2 separate regions of the Homo sapiens genome follow, and region 2 is linked to region 1. Evidence: chromatin contacts called from ENCODE Hi-C or POLR2A ChIA-PET data. All regions are on one chromosome and are shown on one strand. The core of a region is the stretch at or near the end of the contact, and the rest is flanking DNA. Distances in the headings are between cores, read along the strand shown.

The links. A loop is a pair of places that touch in the nucleus more often than their neighbours do. ChIA-PET counts read pairs that join two places held with the same protein, here RNA polymerase II (POLR2A).
Region 2: a loop to region 1 is called in a map of body of pancreas, with 1.8 times the contacts of the local background. The contact joins two enhancer-like sites. A Hi-C loop is called at or near these places in 1 of 168 maps with a recorded cell type or tissue (body of pancreas). POLR2A ChIA-PET finds 5 or more read pairs at or near these places in 2 of 52 experiments (activated CD4-positive, alpha-beta T cell and activated naive CD4-positive, alpha-beta T cell).

The regions. Positions count from the first base shown.
Region 1 is chr13:98,221,083-98,224,370 of GRCh38, reverse strand. The region is part of intron 2 of FARP1 (FERM, ARH/RhoGEF and pleckstrin domain protein 1); the gene reads right to left. Among named protein-coding and RNA genes, the nearest start is that of MIR3170, 14 kb to the right of the region's middle. Within about 2 kb of position 1,439, at least 7 of the 41 ENCODE cell types and tissues checked have a DNase peak (open chromatin) inside an H3K27ac peak, as active enhancers do.
Region 2 is chr13:98,277,629-98,281,318 of GRCh38, reverse strand. The region is part of intron 2 of FARP1 (FERM, ARH/RhoGEF and pleckstrin domain protein 1); the gene reads right to left. Among named protein-coding and RNA genes, the nearest start is that of MIR3170, 71 kb to the right of the region's middle. RefSeq lists an enhancer at 1,201-1,250. Within about 2 kb of position 1,292, at least 3 of the 41 ENCODE cell types and tissues checked have a DNase peak (open chromatin) inside an H3K27ac peak, as active enhancers do.

The sequences.
Region 1 (3,288 bases), core at 190-2,689:
TATTTTTAGTAGAGACGGGGTTTCACCATGTTAGCCAGGATGGTCTTGATCTCCTGACCTCGTGATCCACCTGCCTCGGCCTCCCAAAGTGCTGGGATTACAGGCATGAGCCACCACGCCTGGCCGTAACTGCCTATTTTTTAAGCCACGGGTTTGTAGTACTTTGTTATGGCTGCCCTGGGAAAGTAATTCAGCTTTCAAACATGAAAAAAGGTATTGTTGTGATAACCTAACAACTCCACAAATGCCCTCTGGTCTTGCTCTGCAATGCTTTACACACTCAGTCTTATGCCTAGATCAAAGGAAATGGAGCACCTGAGTTCTGTTTGCTGGCAGAAATACTCACTGACAAATGGCCACTGGAAGATGGGATAATAGCCAATTGCATTTTATAGTTCATGTCACAGGCAAATTACATCAAAACTAAACAATGAGCTGAAGAAAGCAACTGACCTGCTCCTTTCTAATGCTTTTGAACAGAGTCCTTTGAAAACACTGGATCTAAATGCTTTTCCAGCTTGGTGGGCACCCAGGTGTGGCAAGCTTAACAGAGTAGCTTCTGGGGAGATGAGGAAATTGGAATGCAAGAAGTAAAAATAACTTTCCTAACATAAATTGAAACCAAGCAATCAACTTCCATTTGTTACTTCCAGTTTGTACCATTTACATAATCACTAAGAATCCTGGAAGTTAATTTCCAGAGCCACAGATTCTTTGTGATAAAAAACAAAGCAATGTCTTCTATGGCCAGGCGCTGTGGCTCACACCTGTAATTCCAGGACTTTGGGAGGCCGAGGCGGGTGGATCACCTGAGATCAGGAGTTCGAGACCAGCCTGGACAATATGGTGAAACTCCATCTCTCCTAAAAAATACAAAAATTAGCCGGGCATGGTGGCGGGTGCCCGTAGTCCCAGCTGTCGGGGGACTGAGGCAAGAGAATCACTTGAACCCCGGAGGCGGAGGTTGCAGTGAGCCAATATCGTGCCACTGCACTCCAGCCTGGTGACAGAGCAAGACTCTGTCTCAAACAAACAAACAAACAAAAAGAAATGCCTTCTTTTGGCAACACTACCAATGTTCCTTTCATGTCAACTGAAGGAAGACATTATTTCAAGTAAAACATTTGTCACAGAGTTGACTTCTCAGCCCTTGGTGACAGCACTGAGCCATCCAGGCTGTAAAACTGATGACTGCAGGTGCTCTCCCACTCCTGGGGGGCTCCCTGCTTCTGTCCCATCAGCTGCCACGCCCTGTCAGGTCTACGTCCTGGGTTTCTCCTGTATCTGTCAGTCCCCTGACATTGCTTCTGCAGGGCCCTGGCCCTTATCAGTAACTACCATGTGGAGATGATATTGCCAAAACCCTGGTCACTGGGCTTTCCTTCTGCAGACTCCGCCCTCTTCAACCCATCCTGCCCACTTAAGAGCACCTTCCGGCCAGGCACGGTGGCTCATGTCTGTAATCTCAGCACTTTAGGAGGCCAAGGCAGCCGGGTTGCGAGGTCAAGAGACCAAGACCATCCTGGCCAACATGGTGAAACCCCATGTCTACTTAAAAAAAAAAAAAAAAAAAAAATTAGCTGGGCATGGTGGTGCACGCCTGCAGTCCTAGTCCTACCTACTGGGGAGGCTGAGGCAGGAGAATCACTTGAACCCGGGAGGCGGAGGTTGCAGTGAGCGGAGATCATTCCACTGCACTCCAGCCTAGCAACAGAGCAAGACTCCGTCTCAAAAAACAAAAAAAAAAAGCACCCTCCACTGGCACCTGTCACAGGCACTAGCACAGCCAACATGTTGTATTATCCTAACGGCTCTTTATGGCCCCAGACCATTAACAAAGTGAGTGACACACAGGCTTAGGTGTATGTGGTCCTGGGCTGGGACTCCAGCTCCTTCTCTCCAGCACTCTGACCCGCGCCAAGTCACTTATGCCCTGTGAGACTAATCGGTGTTATTCTCACCTGCCTCACAGGTTCACTTAGCAACAAATGAGATAATGTACGGGCAGACTTGGCACAATGTCTGGCACACAGCAAGGGATTTTTCAGAGGGTAGTTATTGTTTTTATTCATTTTCTTATCACCAGTAGCACCTTGCCTTCCATGTTGATACACATTTGTGAAACCCGTATCATGTTTCCAAGACCACATTCCATAAAATAAAACCAGAGCCACAGAATTCCACTGTGGGTATCTGGTCCAACTTCCTGTTTGTATAAATGAGGAAACAGAGACCTATGAGGCTCTCCTTCAAAGTTACAAAGTGCTAACAGCTTTGAGAACTGCTCTTTTACATGATCATTCTATCTACAGAAGAGAAATCCCAAACTAAGTCATTCTGTGTCTGTCTTATGAGTTAAAATCATTACCTCCAGCTCAAATGCTCAAAGTGATAGAAGACAGCAAATAATTGAACATTCAAACATGGCAGATAGTTTTTTAAAATCAGTCCATTTAATATGTGCAATGTTTTTATATTTACATTCTAACACAAGAGCATCCAGCTGACTGAGCACTTCCTTCAAATGAACCCACAGAGCCCATATTGAGAAGACCTACCCTAGAGGATCTTGAAATCCTATGTCTACCTTAAAACCATTCATCCAGTCCATGGTAGAGGGACACATGATTCACCCAGGAACATCCTGACTCTAGGAAAATGGAAAAGTTTTGAAGCTAAGAAAATAGAGGAGATCAAGAAATCAGGAAAGCAAAAATGCACGTAAAATTTCTGAGCGCAAAGTGCAACCCCCTCAATTTTCAAGTTGATTAAACTGAAGCTCACAGAAGCTGCACGTAAGTCCACAAAAACGCAGTAAACGAGCTTGGCAGAAATGGAGGTTTCACGGCAATTGTCCAAGTGGTGCTTGGTTCTTATAGACCTTCCAAAAGGCCCCTTGGGACACAGCTTTGGCTTAGGTAATGATTCCCCTCCAAAGAAAGCCCCAGTTTGATGTGAGACTACACAGGCAGCTGTGGTCTAAGAGGAATGACTCCATCTGACAGAAGCACATGATTTTTTATTCTTAAGTGCTTTCATTCGCTTTCTTTTCTCCCATTGATCCAGCCAACAGCTCTACATTGAAAGCAGAGCCTCAATTCCGTGAAAGAACAAGAAGGAAACTAAAGTTCAGGGTGAAAGGAAGGAAGACAACCTACTTTCATGAGAACCAAATCTGTGTTCTCTGCAAGGTGTTTTTGCAGAAGATCTCATTAGAGCCTCACCTGGGCCTCAAGTGGTCGGTATTCTCCATGTGTAGAGATGAGAATGGGCAGCCACTCATGCAGC
Region 2 (3,690 bases), core at 43-2,542, 57 kb before region 1:
CTCAGCTCACTGCAACCGGCTCACTGCAACCTCCGCCTCCTGGGATCAAGCAATTCCCCTGCCTCAGCCTCCTACTCAGCTGAGATTACAGGTGCGTGCCACCACACCCAGCTAATTTTTGCATTTTTAGTAGAGACAGGCTTTACCATGTTGGCCAGGCTAGTCTCCAACTCCTGACCTCATGATCTGCCCACCTCGGCCTTTCAAAGTGCTGGGATTACAGGCATGAGCCACTGAGCCCAACCTGAAATAAACTTTATAACTAGCCATTATTAATAAATATATTTTTGCTTTTACTATTTATAATACATAATTGTCCAAAAAAGTTTTAATTGCATTAAGTAGTAACAGATTAGGATTACATTAATCATGTTAGGTGTAAATTTAAAAATTCACTCCTAACAAAAACATCCCTCTCTGTATTTTTGCTTTTCTCAGAACGAACCCAGCCATCTATTTTCTCTGATTAAACTACCATGGGCCCTAAATAAGTGGGCTAATAACATCCAGAGAAAGAATACGATCGTGCTTTTGTAAAATGAAGAATAAAAATGGAGTCAATGGAATTGAGTAAACGATCAGTAAAGAAGTTGAGGGATGAAGTCCAGGCAGTTGAGTTTTCTGGAAAAATTCATTAATTTGTCAAACTTAGGATTTGAAGAAGTGTCTGTGAACAGAAACCCCCCAGGGTTTGGGTTACATGATGAACTTGTTCAAGTTGCTCGTTTACCACAGTCGTGGGTGCTGACAGTACACCGGGTGTCCGGCCAGGCTCTGTGCAGCTATACGGATTCAACAGGGACACAGACAGGAGCAGACAGAGAGCTGGGGTGAGCGGGGAGCACATGGGAAGGACACCTAAAGAAGGGTCTTCTCGGCCAAGACATGAGGAAAGAGTGAGCCTGGGATGAAGCCTGGCAGAACTGCTCAGGAAGGCATGAGAGCAGCCGCCGAGGCCTGAAAGCTGAGGCTGCACCAGCTCGGGCCATTTCCCGTGGGGGCTCGGGGCTGGGCTGGAAAACCAGCTGATGCTGGGTGTGGAGGGGGAGGGCATGGGGGAATTGATCCCGGAGACCCCGGAAGCACACCCAGGAGGCTGTTTTCTAGGGGAAGCCACTGCTGGTTTTTAAGCAGAAGTGACGCCAGCTGATTTGTGTGTTAAAGAAGGATTTCCTCAAAAGAATAGTCAGCATTGAGGTCATGGAGGGGAGCCACGGGCACTGCAGGCAGAGAGGAAATGGAGGCGACATGCATGGCTGGGAGCAGGGCATGCAGGGGAGGGCACAGGGGCACTGATGTGGCAATGGTTACCTCCCCCTGGGAGGAGCCAGGAGCAAGGGAGAGGCTGAAAACACCTGAGAAAGGTGCTGGGCACATCAGGGTCAGACAGCGGAGAACGTGGGGGAGACCCGGAAGACAGAGGGGGGGCGTCGCCTGGTACCGGGGCCACAAGTCTTCAATCTGAGCTACGTCATACCCCACAAAGCCACATCCTACATCCTTTCTTGGGATCACTGATTCTTGTCCAAGCCTCTACGAGTAACAGTAGCAAGGCACAGGATTTCAGAAGACAACCCACCTACCAGGGTATATGCAATGGTGATGTCCCTGACATCCCCTGGGGCAGCTGTCACTCTGCTGCAGGGGCCCCACCCAAGCTCCTCTCAAGCCGAACAGAACCAGCCTCTGCACGTGCTCTGCCCACTGGGGCGGGCACTAGCCACATGTGGCTAGTAAGTTAATTAAAATTAAATACAATTAAGAATTCAGTTGCTCAGTCAATCCAGAACCACATTTCCAGTGGCTACTGAAACAGCAGAAGCCCAGAACATTTCCATCATCACAGCAGTTCCACCATTCAGCACTGCTGTAAAACTGTAATATGTGTGGAATTTGTTTCAAATGGCATATGCAAGGGGGAGCAAATTTTTAATTGCATTAATAAAAAGAAATTTCACTTCACAATCATTATTATTTCAACATTCTCAGTGAAGAGAATCAATGTGGAAAACAAAAGTAACCACCACTTCAACATTCTCTTGAATCTACAAAATTTTCAAAGTAATGTAATGGAAGAAATAAATGTTAATACTGGCACATTTCATGAGCAATTTTTTCTATTGTACTTAGAAATTTACTATTTATTTAGCATGCTGCCTATCTGGATTAAAAAACATTAAAATGGGCCGGGCACGTTGGCTCACGCCTGTAATCCCAGCACTTTGGGAGGCCGAGGCGGGCAGATAACGAGGTCAGGAGATCAAGACCATCCTGGCCAACACAGTGAAACCCCATTTCTACTAAAAATACAAAAAAAAAAAAAAAATTAGCAGGGCGTGGTGGCAGGTGCCTGTAGTCCCAGCTACTCAGGAGGCTGAGGCAGGAGAATGGCATGAACCCGGGAGGCGGAGGTTGCAGTGAGCCGAGATCGCACCACTGCACTCCAGCCTGGGCAACAGAGGGAGACTCTGTCTCAAAATAAATAAATAAATAAATAACATTAAAATGATAAGAAAAACAATGCAGCCTCGTCACAGCAGGTATCAAAACACCTTCATAAGTGTTCATAATTAATATTAATAAATTTATGACATAGTCCATGAAACCACAAGGTAGAAATGTAGAAGTGAAGAAGTGAAAAATCTACCATTTTCCCAGCTAGCAGGTCTTATGGGTCTTTACACAGGTTTACTGATGAGTAGTGGTTATTATGCCAATCAATATACACTCCGAACCAGAAAACGAAGGATGTTCTCCAGGGAGGACACAGACAACACTCAGACACAGCTCTGGATCTCAACCCTGTTTGCACATTAGGGTCATCTGGTGAGTTACACAACACACTCACTCACACACTTGCAACACTGTCTCACACACATTCTCACACATATACACAATGCTCACACAAGCACACTCACACACATATGCAACGTGCACACAAACACGCACTTAAACACAATATACTCTCGCATTCACACTCACACACATATACACACACTTGCAGTATACTCTCACACACACACACATACATACACACATTCACAAAATATACACATACACACACAACACACACATACAACATGTTCTCACACATACACTCACACACAACACAAAGACACACAGAACATACACACACACACACACACTCACTCACTCATACACACACCCTGGATATTAAAGTCTCACTGTGGACCGGTAGAAGAAAACACAGCTCTTTTGAATAGTCACAGTAATACTTCCCCTTAAGCTCCATTTAAAACAATAGCTTGTTAAATAACAGATCACCAGATTTTGACCATTTAAAACAATAGCTTGTTAAATAACAGATCACCAGATTTTGACCATTTAAAACAATAGCTTGTTAAATAACAGATCACCAGATTTTGACCCTCGCTGCACAATAGAATCACCTGGAAAGCTTTTCAGAAATAACAATGCCTAGGCCCCCGCCCAACCAATTGAATCAGAATTTCTGGGGGGTGGAAGTTGAGCATCCATGTTTTCCAAGAGATTTCTAGATGATTCTAATAGGCAGCTGGCATGAAGAACCAGTGCTCTCAATGAACTGAATACCATGTTTCTTGAGAACCTGAAACAGGCGCCGCATGCATAAAACAAGCCCAGGGAACTGAGACTCACTCGGCTGACTCTAAACAGTGCTCTGCCACTAGCACAGGACTCCACCCTCAA